Linked DNA regions of Homo sapiens: region 1 is linked to region 2. Evidence: read pairs that join two places in POLR2A ChIA-PET (ENCODE). Cell type or tissue: B cell. All regions are shown on one strand. Links, peaks and the distances in the headings refer to the core of each region. The heading gives the core; the rest is flanking DNA. Region 1 overlaps ZKSCAN5 (zinc finger with KRAB and SCAN domains 5). Region 2 holds the start of ATP5MF-PTCD1 (ATP5MF-PTCD1 readthrough).

Region 1 (8,327 bases), core at 273-8,272, 63 kb before region 2:
TTCATTCCACATTCTTTACATTGAAAAGGTTTCTCACCAGTATGGATTCTCTGATGTTGATTAAGATGTGACTTCAGAGTGAAGCCTCTGCCACATTCATGACATTGATGGGATTTTGTGCTGGAGTAGATTTTTTGATGTTGTTTGGTGTGGGAACACTGGCCAACATTTTCTCTACATATATCACATTGATAGGGCTTCTCTGCTGTATGAGTTCTGTAATGCTGAATGAGGTCTGAGCTATAACCAAAGGCTTTTCCACAGATATCACACTGATAAGGCTGCTCTTGTAACTCAATCTTCTTGTCTTCAATCACTGTCAAGTTCCAACTATATGCTTCCTCACAGATGCCATTTTTTTCATTTTTCTGACCCATGTGGAGCACCTGATGTTCAATTAGGCTAACGTACTGAAAAAAGATTTCCCCACATTCACGACACTGATGGGATTTCTCTCGGGAGTGGAGTCGAAGATGTCCAGCCAGGTGGGAACGCCTCCCAAAGCCTTTCCCACATTCGTTACACTTGAAGGGTCTCTCCCCACTGTGCACGCTCTGATGCTGAACAAGGTGGGACCTCACTCTGAAGGCTTTCCCACATAAGGGACAGGTGTAGGGCTTCTCACCTGTGTGGACGCGCTGATGCTGAGTTAGGTGCACGCGTTGGTTGTAGCTTTTCCCACATTCCTCACACCTGAATGGTTTCTCCCCAGTGTGTATTCTTTGATGTTGAATAAGATGTGCACTCTGAATGAAGCTTTTCCCACACTCGTTACATTTATGTGGTCTCTCTCCAGTGGAGGATTTTTTGTGGACATATGGGACTTCACTGTAGTTCATCCTCTTTGAAGATGGTTGTCCTAGTATCTCTTTCATGGGAATTCCCTGCTTTCTATCCAGCTTGCCTTGAAACTCACAGCCTTCTCCAAAATCTTGAACTTGAGAAACATTTCTTTGGGTTTTTCCAGATAGTTCCATGTCTGCTTCTGAATATTCTGAAATTTTCTTCTTAACACTTAATTTTGTGTTCTTACTTCTTTTGTCACTGCCTAAAAAAAATAAAGAGCAAGTGAAAATGTCATCAGTTCTTTTTTTTTTTTGAGATGGGGTCTTGCTCTGTCGCCCAGGCTAGAGTGCAATGATGCGATCTCGGCTCACTGCAACCTCTGCCTCCTGGGTTCAAGTGATTCTCCTGCCTCAGCCTCTCAAGTAGCTGAGACTACAGGCGTGCATGACCACACCCAGCTAATTTTTGTATGTTTAGTAGAGATGGGGTTTTGCCATGTTGGCCAGGCTGGTCTCAAACTCCTGACTTTGGGTGATCCACCCGCCTCAGCCTCCCAAAGTGCTGGGATTACAGGTTTAAGCCACCGTGCCTGGCCCATCAGTTCTTTTATAAAGGAAAAATAAACTGTCATAAAAAATGTTCATCAGATGAAACTATGATGTAACGGGAGTAACAGAGGTGGATGTGTGTGTGTACTTGATGCCAACAGGAATGTAAACAACAAACTTTTGGAATTTTCTGACGAAAAGAGCAAGACTCATCCACAGGATGGCAGAAAATATTTGCAAACTATGCATCAGACAAAGGACTAATATCCAGAATCTACAAGTAACTCTAACAAGTCAACAAGAAAAAAAAAATCCCATCAAAAAGTAGGCAAATGACATGGAGACAGTTCTCAAAATAATATATACAAATGACCAACAAACATGAAAAAAATGCTGAACATCACTAATCATCAGGAAGGTGCAAATTAAAGCCACAATAAGGTACTGCCTTACTCCTGCAAGAATGGCCATTATTAAGAAGTCAAAAGGCCGGGCGTGGTGGCTCACACCTGTAATCCCAGCACTATGGGAGGCCGAGGCGGGCAGATCACCTGAGGTCAGGAGTTCGAAACCAGCCTGGCCAACATGGTGAAACCCACATCTCTACTAAAAATACAAAAATTAGCTGGGCATGGTGGCGGGCGCCTGTAATCCCAGCTACTCAGGAGGCTGAGGCAGGAGAATCGCTTGAACCCAGGAGGCTGAGGTTGCAGTGAGCCGAGACTGCGCCATTGCACTCCAGCCTGGGCAACAGCAAGACTCCATCTCAAAAAAAAAAAAAAAAAAAGGCCGGGTGCAGGTGGCTCACGCCTGTAATCCCAGAACTTTGGGAAGCCGAGGTGGGTGGATCACGAGGTCAGGAATTCAAGACCAGCCTGACCAAGACAGTGAAACCCCATCTCTACTAAAAATACAAAAATTAGCTGGGCATGGTGGTGGGTGCCCTGTAATCACAGCTACTCCAGAGGCTGAGGCAGAGAATTGCTTGAACCCAAGAGGCAGAGGTTGCAGTGAGCCAAGATTGCGCCACTGCACTCCAGCCTGGGCAACACAGCGAGACTCCATCTCAAAAAAAACAAAGAAGTCAAAAAACAATAGATGTTGGCATGGATGTGGTGAAAAGGGAACGCTTATACATTGCTGGTGAGAGATAAATTAATACAACTTCTGTGGATAACAGTATGGAGACTTCTTCAAGAACCAGAAGTAGATCTGCCATTTGATCCAGCAATTCCACAACTGGGTATATCTACACAAAGGAAAAGACAATATACCAAAAAGACTGTAAGCGCCTGTCTTCTGCAGCACAATTCACAACTGCAAAGATATGGAGCCAATCTAAGTGCCCGTTGAGCAATGAGTTGATAAAGAAAATGTAGCAGGCTGGGTGTGGTGACTCGTGCCTATAATCCCAGCACTTTGGGAGGCTGAGGCAGGTGGATCACCTGAGGTCAGGAGTTCAAGACCAGCCTGACCAACATGGTAAAACCTCATCTCTACTAAACATACAAAAATTAGCAAGGGATCGTGGTAGGTGCCTGTAGTCCCAGCTACTCGGGAGGCTGAGGCAGAAGAATCGCCTGAACCCAGGAGGCAGAAGCTGCAGTGAGTTGAGATCACATCACTGCACTCCAGCCTGGGTGACAGAGTGAGACTCCATCTCAAAAAAGAAAAACAAAAAACAAATACATAACTGGGTGGTGAGAACTGACAAAAACTGGAAGAATGAGAGTGAAGGATGATGAAGAGGGTATGCAGTCAGGGAATATCTGACTAGGAGTCAGGAAATAAGGCAAAATGAGCCAACAAGAAGCATTGTCAGAGGGTGGGTGATACAGCAATCCCTGCCCCCTTCACCCTTAGCCAACATTCTAGCCTCAGTTTTCCTCCCCCGGCATGTCATCCTTCTCCTTTGGGAATGCTCATCACCTTTACTATCTGCTACCCCCACCAGACCATCGGCTGCATGAGAGCATGGACTGTATCTCTGTTCTGGTCACTGCAGATCCTGTGCAACTAGCAACACAGACTCTCAATAATATGGCTGGATGTGCAAAACATGTATTCCCCCTTTGATCCAGAAAAATGAGGGAGGACCGGGCATGGTGGCTCACACCTGTAACTCCTAGCACTTGTGGAGGCCAAGGCTGGAGGATCGCTTAAGCCTAGAAGTTCAAGACCAGCCTGGGCAACAGAGCCAGACCCCTTCTCTACAAAAAATACATAAATTAGCTGGGTGTGGTGGTGAACACTTGTAGTCCCAGCTATGCAGGAAGCTGAGGTGGGAGGATTAGTTCAGCCCAGGAAGTGGAGGCTGCAGTGAGCTGAGATCCCGCTACTTTACCCTAGCCTGTGTGACAGAGCAAGACCCTATCTCAAAATACAAAAACGCCCCCGCCCCACAAAAAAAATGTGGAAGGCAAGTGAGTATTCACTGGGAAACTAGCCATAGAAACAATTGCAGGGAAGGTAGAAAACAAAAGATAACTATTTTAAAGCGATTGCTTTTTCAAGTCCAAAGCGCTATTGGTGGATTTTCCAAATGAGGGAATCATCGAGTAGAACGGGAAAACACTAGCTGAGAGGATAGCTCAGCTCAAACCCAGAACTTTAAAGACACTTTACTGACTTCTGTGCCATGGTGGAAGATGCAGCGTGGCTGTAAACATCAAAGGCAGAATTAAAAAAAAAAAAAAAAAAAAGAAAAACATTTTGGCTGGTCTTAGAATCATCTGAAGAATATTAGTAAGGGCCTTTAAGTTCACAGCACAGTTTATGACGATCTCATTCACAGATAAATTTACTGTCATTTGAACAGATGTTTAAAAATACTGGCCCGGCATGGTAGCTCACACCTATAATCCCAGCACTTTGGGAGGCCAAGGCGGGTGGATCACTTGAGGTCAGGAGTTCGAGACCATCCTGGCCAATATAGTGAAACCCCATCTCTACTAAAAATACAAAAAAAAATTAGCCAGGTATGGTGGCAAATGCCTGTAATCTCAGCTACTCAGGAGGCTGAGGCACGAGAATCGCTTGAACCTGGGAGGCAGAGGTTGCAGTGAGCTGAGATCGTGCCATTGCACTCCAGCCTGGGCAACAAGAGTGAAACTCCGTCTCAAAAAAAGAAAAGAAAAGAAAAAAAGAAAAAGTCACAGGCATAAACAGTTATCGGGACAAAAGAGAAAAAAATTGAAGTTCAACAACTGGGAACACTTGAGTAAATTACAATGCCACCACACAATGGCAGACTGTCAGAAATAAAAAGGAGGGCTGAACAGCCCTGGAAAATGTGTACGCTTAATATTTAATTCTGAGTACGACTACGTGAAACAGACTTATAAAAAAAAAAGGAAACATACTAAGTAATAACAGTTCTATTAGTTAGGGTGATGTGATTATGGGTGATTTATTTTTTCTTTTTATTTTCTCCAAGCTTCCTGTACTACTGTTATTTTATTGGGTTTGTGTTTGTTTGTTATTTGAGAAGTCTCACTCTGTTAGCCAGTCTGGAGTGCAGTGGCTATTCACAGACACATTTATAGCTCACTGTAGTCTTGAACTTCTGGGCTAAGAGATCCTCCCACCTCAGCCTTCCGAGGAGCTGCAACTACAGGCACATGCCACCATGCCCAGGTAATTTTTAAATTTTTTTGTAGAGACAAGGTCTTGCTATGTTGCCCAGGGTGGTCTTGAATGCCTGGCCTCAAGTAATCCTCCTAGCTCAGCCGCCTCCCAAAGCACTGAGATTACAGGTGTGAGCCACTGTACCCAGGCTATTGTTTTAAAATAAGTAAAATAACTAAATTGGGAAAAGGGGAAAGAGAGAAAAGCATATAAGAGAGCCAAATCCTCATTTACTACCATAGAAAGTCAACAGATAACATTTAAAATTGATGAGCCAACTAATAATAGTTTTATTTTAAAATACAGAATTACCAGAAGGAACCACTAACAGCTGAGAGCACAGCCAGCACAGTGGCTCATGCCTGTAATCCCAGCACTTTGGGAGGCCAAGGCAGGCAGATCGCCTGAGGTCAGGAGTTCAAAACCAGCCTAGCCAACATGGGGAAACCCTGTGTCTACTAAAAACACAAAAATTACCCGGGCATGCTGGTGCGCGCCTGTTGTCCCAGCTACTTGGGAGGCTGAGGCAGGAGAATCGCTTGAACCGGGGAGGCAGAAGTTGCAGTGAGCTGAGATCTCGCCACTGCACTCCAGCCTGGGCGACAGAGCGAGACTGTCTCAAAAAATAAATACATAAGAACCAAATAAACGATAACCTTTGCCTCTTCCTACCCCCCCCAGTATCACCACCCATCTGTCCTGTTGTACCGTACTAATAAAACACCTTTTGCTTTTCGCCTCCATTTATCCCCCGGATATAAACTCCTCACACGTACATCTCTGGGATTTCTCCCTGAAGTGGCGTTTTAGGTGTTCGATCAGATGCGAATGGCGACCGAAGTTCTTCCCACACTCATTGCAGCCATAGGGCCTCTCTCCGCTGTGGACACTGTGGTGCTGAACCAGGTGGGAACTCACCCGGAAAGCCTTTCCGCACACCTGACATTTGTAGGGTTTCTCCCCTGTGTGGACGCGCTGGTGCTGGGTGAGGTGCACCCGCTGATTGTAGCTCTTCCCACATTCTCCGCACTTAAACGGTTTTTCTCCAGTGTGGATGCGCCGATGCTGAATAAAGTTTGAGGCTTGGAGGAAGAATTTGCCACAATCGCTGCATCTGTGCCCTCTCTCGCCATGTGTGCTTTGCTTAGGGCTGATGTCTGTGATTGCATCCAGATCCCTTTTCTGGGAAGGATTCTGCCTTGATTTCCCCACAGTGGGGTTGACCTGCCACCTTTGTACCATGCCTTTAAGGTCACTGACTTCTGCAAAGTCTGGATCCTGAGGAACGCTCCTTTCGGTGTGTTCTGGCGCCACCCAGTGTGATTCAGAGTCATCAGAAATCTGCTTCACTATGAGCTCCATATTGTCCCTGGACTCATAACCTGAAATAACAGAGGGAGAATTAAAAAATGAGCTTTTCCTTGAATTTGAAGAAATAAAATGAGGGGATAATGAAGAGAAACTGACATGTGCTAGGGATCCATGATTCTGTAAAGGGACTTTTACAGTACAGGGATGGGATGAAAAATATTCAAGCAGAAAAGTGAGGGAGGTTAGGGAAGGAAGAGCTGGCAAAAAATGTTCAGAGGAAGGAGACTGAAAATCAGTCATTCCACTGAACGAAGAGGGTCTCCTCTCAGTGTGGCACTTACAAATACCTGTATCATGTTAAATGTTCTCTTGTGTGTGTGTGTGTGCGCGCGCGCGTGTATGTGTGTGTTTTGAGACAGGGTCTCACTCTGTCACCCAGGCTGGAGTGCAGTGGGGCAATCATGGCTCACTGCATCCTCAACCTCTTGGGCTCAAGCGATCCTCCCACCTCAGCCTCCCAAGTAGCTAGGACTACAGTTGCACACCACCATGCTCAGCTAATTTTTATATTTTTGTAGAGATGAGGGTCTCATTATGTTGCCCATGCTGGTTTCAAACTCCTGAGCTCAAGTGATCCTCCCACCTCAGCTTCCCAAAGTGCTGGGATTACAGACGTGAGCCAACGCGACTGGGCAATATTCTTTTTTTTTTTTCTTTTGAGACGGAGTCTCACTCTGCCACCCAGGCTGGAGTGCAGTGGCGCGATCTCGGCTGACTGCAACCTCTGCCTCCCGGGTTCAAGTGATTCTTCTGCCTCAGCCTCCCAAGTCACTGGGACTACAGGCGCACATCACCACGCCCAGCTAATTTTTGTAATTTTAGCAGAGACAGGGTGTCACCATATTGGCCAGGTGGTCTCGAACTCCTGACCTAGTGATCTGCCCGCCTCGGCCTCCCAAAGTGCTGGGATTACAGACATGAGCCACCGCGCCCAGTCACGACTGGGCAATATTCTTAATAAAACTGGATAGCAGGTTATGCAGCTAACCCCATCTTCACCTTCCTCTTCCTGTGAATTCATAGCCTAGAAAAGAAAGGTGATCTTTCTAGGTTTCTCAATGCCCAAAGGATTTCAGTTTGGTATGAATTAATCTAAAAGAAAAAAGACATTCTTTCTATATCCTGAGAAGAACCTACTACTTTCAAGAGCTAGGTTAATGTTCAGCAGTCACTGATAGAACCGTGGATGTTTCAGTGGCTATAATTAGTTCCTTTGTTCAACTGTATCAGCAAGATACTTTACTCAAAACACTGATGTTTTAATATGGTTTGCAGAGACAAATCTTCAGTAGTTAACAAAAAATAGAGTATTGGCCAGGCACAGTGGCTCATGCCTGTAATCCCAGCACTTTGGGAAGCCAAGGCGGGCGGTTCACTTGAGGCCAGGAGTTCGAGACCAGCCTGACCAACACAGCGAAACCCCGTCTCTACAAAAAATACAAAAATTATCAGCCGGGTGTGGTGGCTCACGCCTGTAATCCCAGCACTGTGGGAGGTCGAGGTAGGCGGATCACTTGAGGTCAGGAGTTTGAAACCAGCCTGGCCAACATGATGAAAACCTGTCTCTACTAAAAATACGAAAAAAATTAGCCAGGCGTCGTGGCACACACCTGTAATCCCAGCTACTCAGGAGGCTGAGGCACGAGAATCGCTTGAACCCAGGAGGCAGAGGTTGCAGTGAGTTGAGATCACACCACTGCACTCCAGTCTGGGTGACAGAGCGAGACTCTGTCCCAAAAAAAAAAAAAAAAACCCAGGGAGTATCATGGCCTATTAAGAATGTCCCAAGATGTTTTCATGAGGAGAGTTTTCTGTATTATATTAGTAATAAGAGCTAAACATTTGCTGAGTGCTATGAGTCCAGCACTACACTAAGTACTTTACAATTTTATGGTATATTTAATCCTTACAATGACCTTTAAGGGAGCTACCATAATCCTTTTTTGATATAGTCAGAAGTTATAATTCCTAAACTATGAAGACAATTTTAATTTT
Region 2 (8,327 bases), core at 24-8,023:
TCAACGAAAGAGTACTATGTTCAAGCTGGGGGCGGTGGCTCACGCCTGTAATCCCAGCAGTTTGGGTGGCCGAGGCTAGGCGGATCACCTGAGGCCAGGAGTTCGATACCAGCCTGGCCAACATGGTGAATCCCCGTCTCTACTAAAAATATAAAAATTAGCCGGGCGTGGTGGCGGGTGCCAGTAATCCCAACTACTCGGGAGGCTGAGGCAGAATCGCTTCAACTCGGGAGGCGGAGGTACAGGGAGCCGAGATCGCGCCATTGCACTCCAGCCTGGGCGACAGAGCGGGACTCCGTCTCTTACCAAAAAAAAAAAAATTATCTTTGGAATAATCTGCTCCCTCCAACCCACCCCCACCTTCCCCGAAACAACCCCAGTTCATTAACTAAAACGTTGGCATTTATACATATACAAATCACAGCTCCTGCGCCCTCAGTCCTTCCATCCACCCCAGGGGATCGGGCATTGGCGTAGCTTCCCTCCGGCCTCTTCCCGGGGCCTCCCTGGATTCCAGTGTGCGGATCCTGGGCTCCGGCGGCTCTGCGTCCCCGCGAGTGTCCGGCCTGGGGAAGGGGCGGGGGCGCGGGTGCCACTGGCCACTCCTGCCTTTTGCTGCTCTCCTGCACGTCCCACGGAACAGCGGCCCCCTCAGCTTCCCCTGCCCCAGCCCTCAAGTCCATCAGCTCCCGGAGGCTGCCTCTGCCCGGACACAGTGCAGTCGGGTCTCTTCGGTCCCTCGTAGTCTTCCAGGTCCCATACTCGCACCCTGCAGGAGGATTCCCTGGGTGGACCAGGAAGGTCCCCAGGCCGATTCCTGCCCCACGGAGGACCTGACACCTGGGGTCCGGCAGACCCCATCCCTGATCCTTCCTGCGGGGCCCTCTGCCCCAGCCCTGGCATCTGCCCCAGCCCTGGGGAGTGGGAGTTACATAGGCCCTGGTGCAATGGGCAGGGTTTTTCCTGGGGGTTCAGTTGCTTAGGGACGCAGCCCAAGGCGGGTAATAAACTCCTAAGACTACATTATACCCGCATTATACCGTGGATGGTCAACACACACCGCAAGGAGCAAGTGAAATAAACTTTGAAGACAGAGAGTTCAAGGGTGCAAGGAACCGTTGAGAACACTCCTACCGCAGTACACTACTATATTTGCTGGGGTTGGTTGGTTTGTTTGGAGACAAGTTCTCACTCCATCACCCAGGCTGCAGTGCAGTGGCCCCATCTCTGCTCACTGCAACCTCCGCCTCCCAGGTTCAAGCAATTCTCCCGCCTCAGCCTCTGGAGTAGCTGGAATGACAGGCGCATATCACCACGCTTGGCTACTTTTTGTATTTTTAGCAGAGATGAGGTTTTGCCATGTTGAGGAGGCTGATCTCGAACTCCTGATCTCAGGTGATCCGCGCACCTTGGCCTCCCAAAGTGCTGGGATTACAGGCGTGAACCACCGCGACCAGCCTGGTTTTTTTTTGTTTGTTTGTTTTTTGTTTTTTTTGAGACAGAGTCTTGCTCTGCCGCCCAGGCTGGAGTGCAGTGGCTTGACCTCCGCTCGCTGCAACCTCCACTTCCCAGGTTCAAGTGATTCTCCTGCCTCAGCCTCCCAAGTAGCTGGAATTGCAGGCACCTGCCACCGCGCTCAGCTAATTTTTTTCGTATTTTCACCATGTTGGCCCGGCTGGTTTTGAACACCTGACCTCAAGTGATCCGCCCACCTCTGCCTCCCAAAGTGCTAGGATTACAGGCGTGAACCACCGCACCTGGCCTGTTTGTTTTGTTTTGTTTTTTTAACCATTTTTAATTCCCACTGGCGATGCTGGCCGTGCTTTCACACACCTATAATTGTATATGCGATTTTCACTGCCTGGGGAGAAGGGAAGCAGACATGGAGGAGCCCCACAATGCCACCTCTGAAACAAGAAATGTAGCAGAATGAACTGAACGAGGGTGGCATTTATTTGGCAAGTTATGACTACAAGACCTGCTCTCGAGGTTGTTTTAAAAATCGGAGGCCCGGCGCGGTGGCTCACGCCTGTAATCCTAGAACTTTGGGAGGCCGAAGCGGGTGGATCACGAGGTCAGGAGATTGAGACCATCCTGGCTAACATGTTGAAACCCCGTCTCTACTAAAAATACAAAAAAATACAAAAAATTAGCCAGGCGTGGTGGTGGGCGCCTGTAGTCCCAGCTACTCGGGAGGCTGAGGCAGGAGAATGGAGTGAACCCCGGAGGTGGAGCTGGCAGTGAGCCGAGATCGCGCCACTGCACTCTAGCCTGGGTGACAGAGCGAGACTCTGTCTCTAAATAAATAAATAAATTAATTAAAATAATCAAAATTGAAGTAGCCCGGGCAGTGTGGTTCATGCCGGCAGTTCCAGTATTTTGGGAGGCCGAGGTAGGAGGAACGCTCGAGGCCAAGAGTTTAAGAGCAGTCTAGGCAACATAGGGAGACGCCTTCTCTACAAAATATAATTAGCTGGGCGTGGTGGCGTGCACCTGTAGTCCCAGCTACTTCGGAGGTGGAGGAAGAACGCTTGAGGCCAGGAGTTCAAGACCAGCCTGAGCAAAATAGAGAGCCTCTACCCCCACTCCTCACCACACTGTTTCCACCAAAAAAAAAAAAAAAAAAAAAAAAAAAAAAAAAAAGCTGGAAGTGGTGATGTGAGCCTGTAGTCCTAGCTACTTGGGAGGCTGAGATGGGTGGATCGCTTGACTCCGGGAGTTCAAGGCTGCAGTCAGCCGTGATCAAGCCACTGTCTGAAAAGTAAATGCTCGTCTGAAAAGTAAAAAATAAAAATAAAAATAGACTGGGCGCGGTGGCTCACGCCGGTAACCCCAGAACTTTGGGAGGCCGAGGCGGGGGGATCACGTGAGGAAAGGAGTTCAAGGCCAGCCTGGCCAACATGGTGAAACCCTGTCTCTACTAAAAATACAAAAATTAGCTTGCTGTGCTGGTGCACGCTTGTAGTCCCAGCGCGGCCTCTTCCCACCTTTTAAGGTAGAGAGCCCAGGCTGAGGCGCCCCTCTCTCTAACTGCAGGACCCTCGGATTTTTGCTGTCCAGGCACCTCGCCCTTCGCTTCATGGCCTTCTAGTAGTTCCAGGGTGTTCGCAGTTGTGACCTGCTTCCCGTGAGCCTCTGCTCTACGCCCCTGGATGGGGCGTGCATTCCCTACCCAGCAGCCCTCGCGCGGTCCGGCACAGCGGACACCAGGACTCCAAAATGGCGTCAGTTGGTGAGTGTCCGGCCCCAGGTAAGGCTGTTTGGACTCCGTGGTGGAAGCAGGAGCCAGGGTCCAGGGTCCAGAGCCACACTGGGAGAGAAGGAAGCTGCGGAGCTGCCTGCCCTTTGCTCAGGCACTTCGCCACGACCTCACTTGAGGCGCGCCAGACCCCGCTCCGCCTGCCCAGGCGCGCCTTCCTGCTGCCCAGGGCCTGCGCCAACCGGGTTAGGCGTGGAGGGTGAAGGCATCTGGGGCACGCGCTTCTGGGCCTGGGAATGCGCCGCCTTGGGCCACTGTTCCTCTTTCCGCTAAGAAATAGCCGCTTCCCTCTCCCGCTGCGACCCAGTTGCTTTGCACTTGAATGTTAGGCGCAGCTTTTGCCCTTTTTTCCCAAGGCTTAAGCTCAGATGAAGCTCCAGGAGGAGCTCAGGACTAGGACTGTACCTGATACCATGTAAGGTTCGATGCATATATGTTGAATCAGAGAGGCGAGGTGACCTGTTCAAGGTCACAACTCGTGCGAGGGCTGAGCTGGTATTCAAACCTGAGGATTCGTGGTAAATGAACTTTATTCTCTAGGACGGCCTTATGACTAGCAGGCTTTTCCGAGACACCCATGTGTAAATCGCTACATTCATCCCGCTGTGCACACTGATGATTTTTGTTTGTTTGTTTTTGAATAGTTAGCCCTAGATGCTCCATAGTAGCCTTGTCAGAGAGTCCTTGTTGGGAAAGTCGATTCCATTTTACAGATGAGGGAAATAACTGTTCGGGATGTGGTGTGGCCTCTCTGAGGTCACACAGCCTGATAGTGGCAGAGTTTTGATTAACACATGTGTGTCTTAGCTCAGTTTCTGGTTTTTTTTTATCATTTTTTTTTTGAGATGGCGTTTCGCTCTTGTCGCCCAGGGTGGAGTGCAATGGTGTGATCTCGGCTCACTGTAACCTTTGCCTCCTGGGTTCAAGCGATTCTCCAGCCTCAGCCTCCGAGTAGCTGGGATTACAGGCGCAGGCCACCATGCCCAGCTAATTTTTGTATTTTTAGTAGAGACGGGCTTTCACCACGTTGGCCAGGCTAGTCTTGAACCCCTGACCTCAGGTGATCCATGTACCTCGGCCTCCCAAAGTGCTGGGACTACAGGTGTGAGCCACTGCGTTTCTGTATTCTTTTTTTTTGACATGGAGTCTCACGCTGTCGCCCAGGCTAGAGTGCAGTAGCTGATCTCGTCTCTGCAACCTCTGCCTCCCAGGTTCAAATGATTCTGCTGCCTCAGCCTCCCAAGTATCTGGGATTACAGGCACACACCAGTACCTACGCCCGGCTAATTTTTTTTTGTATTTTTAGTAGAGATGGGTTTCGCCACGTTGACCAGGCTGGTCTCAAACTCTTGACCTCAAGTGAGTCACCTGCTTCGACCTCCCAAAGTGTTGAGATTACCAGCGTGAGCCACTGCGCCTGACCTCTGGTTTGTTTTTTTGAGATGGAGTCTCGCTCTGTCGCCCAGGCTGGAGTGCAGTGGCGCGATCTCAGCTCACTGCAAGCTCTGCCTCCCGGGTTCACGCCATTCTCCTGCCTCAGCCTCCTGAGTAGCTGGGACTACAGGCGCCCGCCACCCCGCCCAGCTAATTTTTTGTATTTTTAGTAGAGACAGGGTTTCACTGTGTTAGCCAGGATGGTCTCGATCTCCTGACCTTGTGATCTGCCCACCTCAGCCTCCCAAAGTGCTGGGATTACAGGTGTGAGCCACTGCGCCCGGCCTCCGGCCTCTGTATTCTTAATCTCAGCCTAGAGAAATGAAGAGGGGTTCAGAATAGATGAGAGGGAAGCTGTTTTCCCCTCAGTAAAATGGGCATAATAGCATTCGTCGTACACGGTAGTTGTGTTAAGGAGACAACCTGTGAAAAGTGAACACTGGGGCATTTTGTTTAAGCATAGGGCTGTGGTCAAGAGCTCTGAACTAAGGATCAATCGATTTAGCATGTGAAAGACACTTGGAACGCTGCGTGGCCCACAGTGAGTACTCAGTCGGTGTGAGCTGGTCATCCCAGCCTTTACTTTGTGACCTTTAGGCAGGGTCATGTCACATGCCTGGCCTATTCAGCATCACCCCCGGTGAAGAAATTGGAGTCCATGTCTCTTAGGTATTGATGATCTTTTAGGTAGTGTCTGTCACCAGAGGACAAAGACAGTATTTCATGAGCACATAAAGTGAGGGAAATATGAATTAGCAGCAGTAGATAAGATCGCGGTTGGCAAACTATGGCCAGTGAGTTGGATTTCGTGTGGCCTGTTTTTGTCTGGCCATGAGCTCAGAATGGTTTTTTTGTTTTTATATTTTATTTTTATTTATTTATTTATTTTTTGAGATGGAGTCTTGCTTTTGTCGCCCAGGCTGCAGTGCAATAGCACGATCTCAGCTCAGTGCAACCTCCACCTCCCAGGTTCAAGTGATTCTCCTGCCTCAGCCTCCCAAGTAGCTGGAATTGCAGGTGCCCGCCACCACACCCGGCTAATTTTTGTATTTTTAGTAGAGATGGGGTTTCGCCATTTTGGTCAGGCTGGTCTCAGACTCCTGAGCTCGTGATCCTCCTGCCTTGGCCTCCCAGAGTGCTGGGATTACAGACGTGAGCCACTGTACAGGGCCTAGAATGGTTTTTTGTTTTTATTTTATTTATTATAGAGATGGGGTCTCAAACTCCTGGCCTCAAGCAGTCCTCCCATCTCGGCCAAAGTGTTGGGATTACTGGCGTGAGCCACTGCATTGGGTCATTTTCTGTTTTTAAAAAGATTGTTTAAAAATAAAATAGACTATGCTATGAAGACCTTATGTGGCCTGCAAATCCAAAAATCTTTATTCTCTGGACAACCCCCAGGTTGGATTTAGCACTCAGGAGAGACTTGCTATTTCCATGTGGCTTCATAGTAATGAACAGTATGTTTCCTCTCGAGGATCTGTGGTTCTACAACCATTACTGAGAATCTGTCGTGTACCAAGAAGTGGTGGGGATATTCGCACCTTCAGGTAGCTCATAACCAGGCAGAAAGGTGGTAATAGTTCTCATTTACATAGTACCTAGGGCCAAGTACCAAGGATTTCACAAAGGAGGAAACTGAGAAGGAGTAGTACCTTGCCCAAGGGCACACACCTACAAAATGGCATTAAACCCAGAATGGCACTAGACCCAAGGGTCTGCTCTGTCTCTGAACTCTACTGGGTCTCTTTATGTGACCCAGTGATTGCAGATGGAAGCTTCAGTGCTGCAGAGGAGCGGGTGTGTGTAGAGTTGGGGTGGGAGTTCCAATAGGGCAACCAAGGACTGAGGCCTTCCTTTGCCTTCCAGTGAAAGAGAAATTCGTGGAATAAGTATAGATGCATCTTGGATGAACTGGATAGTCCCTTGCAGTGGCACGATCTTGGCTCACTGCAACCTCTACCTCCCAGGTTTAAGCGATTCTCCTGTCTCAGCCTCCCGAGTAGCGGGGACTACAGGCACACGCCACCATGCCCAGCTAATTTTTGTATTTTTAGTAGAGATGAGGTTTCACTATGTTGGCCAGGCTGGTCTTGAACTCCTGACCTCGTGATCTGCCTGCCTTGGCCTCCCACAGTGCTGGGATTACAGGCGTGAGCCACCGTGCCCTGCCAAATGTGTTAGGTTTTTGTTTGTTTTTGACACGGATTCTTGCTCTGTCACCCAGGCTGGAGTGTAGTGGCACAATCTCAGCTCACTGCAAGCTCCGCCTCCCAGGTTCACGCCATTCTCCTGCCTCAGCCTCCCTAGTAGCTAGGACTACAGGCGCCCGCCACCACACCTGGCTAATTTTTTTTTTTTTTTTTTTTTTTTTTTTTTAGTAGTGATGGGGTTTCACCATGTTAGCCAGGATGGTCTCGATTTCCTGACCTCAGGATCTTCCCGCCTCAGCTTCCCAAAGTGCTGGGATTACAGGCGTGAGCCACCGTGCCCGGCCCCTGATGTGTTGGTTTTAAGGAAACACCCTTGTCTTCATAATACAGAGATAGAACTAGGAAGAAAAACAAGTTGTAAATTGTTGCCTTTTTTCTCCTGTGATGTGCCAGGCTCCATGCCAGCCCCTGAACATGGTAATGAGATGCAGAATATGTCTGCATAGTTTATGTGAATGTGAAAAAATGGCTTCACTGGATCAGGAAGTGAGTTTTCTGGCCTGGTGCGGTGGCTCATGCCTGTAATCCCAGCACTTTGGGGGGCCGAGGTGGGCAGATCGCCTGAGGTCAGGAGTTCGAGACCAGCCTGGCCAACATGGTGAAACCCTGTCTCTACTAAAAATACAAAAATTAGCTGGGTGTCGTGGCGCATGCCTGTAGTCCCAGCTACTCAGGAGGCTGAGGCAGGAGAATCGCTAGAACCAGGAGGTGGAGGTTGCAGTGAGCCGAGATCATGCCACTGCACTCCAGCCTGGGCAGGTGCAGTGGCGTGATCTCATGGTGCAGTTTCACCATGTTGGCCAGGCTGGTCTCAAACTCCTGACCTCAAGTGATCTGCCTGCCTCGACCTCCCAAAGTGCTGGGATTATAGTGTGAACTACTGTGCCCTGGCCTCCCTCAGCAGACTCTTGAGGCTGGTCCTGACAGAGCCTTAGTCTTTCCTTTGATCTCAAAATGGAGAAGAAACCTTGGGATTATTTAATCTGGCTCCTCTTGTGGTTATCTTTGAGAAGGCACCGTGGTCCTAGACTCTTTGCCCTCAATAGGACATCTGCTAAAAGCTTTTTAAAACTTATCATTAGCTGGGTGTGGTGGCACACACCTGTAGTCCCAGCTGTTCAGGAGGTTGAGGCAGGAGGATCACTTGAGTCCAGGAGGCTCAGTGAGGCTGCAGTGAGCTGTGACCACACCTGTGAATAACCAGTGCACTCCAGCCTGGGTAATGGAGTGAGACCCTGTCTCTCAGAAATAAATAAATAAATCTTTGCAGGGAGAACAGGGGAGACGATTCCTTTCTTAAATGCATCTCCTTGACGCCCACAGGCCCACCCACTCCCTGGCCCTCCATAGTCTCCTCCTGGGCCCAAATGTGAGGACAGTACAGCCTCAGCCAGGAGCCCTTCTGATTCCTTGTTCTCAGA

What was found. ChIA-PET counts read pairs that join two places held together with the same protein. Peaks named below come from ENCODE experiments on the same cell type or tissue, not always from the same donor. Only the 100,000 strongest peaks of a DNase experiment are listed, where the experiment ranks them.
Region 1: POLR2A ChIA-PET joins it to region 2 with 12 read pairs; 6 of 35 experiments call an interaction of 5 or more read pairs at or near these places.

What each region holds. Positions count from the first base shown.
Region 1 is chr7:99,523,829-99,532,155 of GRCh38, reverse strand. It overlaps ZKSCAN5 (zinc finger with KRAB and SCAN domains 5), which reads right to left. Exons shown (of 7, transcript NM_145102.4): 6 at 5,738-6,343; 7 at 1-1,048. Among named protein-coding and RNA genes, the nearest start is that of ZKSCAN5, 23 kb to the right of the region's middle. In B cell, for the core only: no CTCF peak of the experiment used is centred there; no DNase peak of the experiment used is centred there; H3K4me3 peaks cover 143 bases.
Region 2 is chr7:99,461,034-99,469,360 of GRCh38, reverse strand. It overlaps ATP5MF-PTCD1 (ATP5MF-PTCD1 readthrough), which reads left to right and starts at 3,194. Exons shown (of 9, transcript NM_001198879.2): 1 at 3,194-3,232. The coding sequence starts at 3,220. ATP5MF (ATP synthase membrane subunit f) reads left to right here and starts at 3,194. Exons shown (of 4, transcript NM_004889.5): 1 at 3,194-3,250. The coding sequence starts at 3,220. RefSeq lists enhancers at 3,006-3,125, 2,792-3,407, 3,408-4,025, 7,536-8,036. In B cell, for the core only: no CTCF peak of the experiment used is centred there; a DNase peak (open chromatin) is centred at 3,150; H3K4me3 peaks cover 1,447 bases; H3K27ac peaks cover 1,386 bases.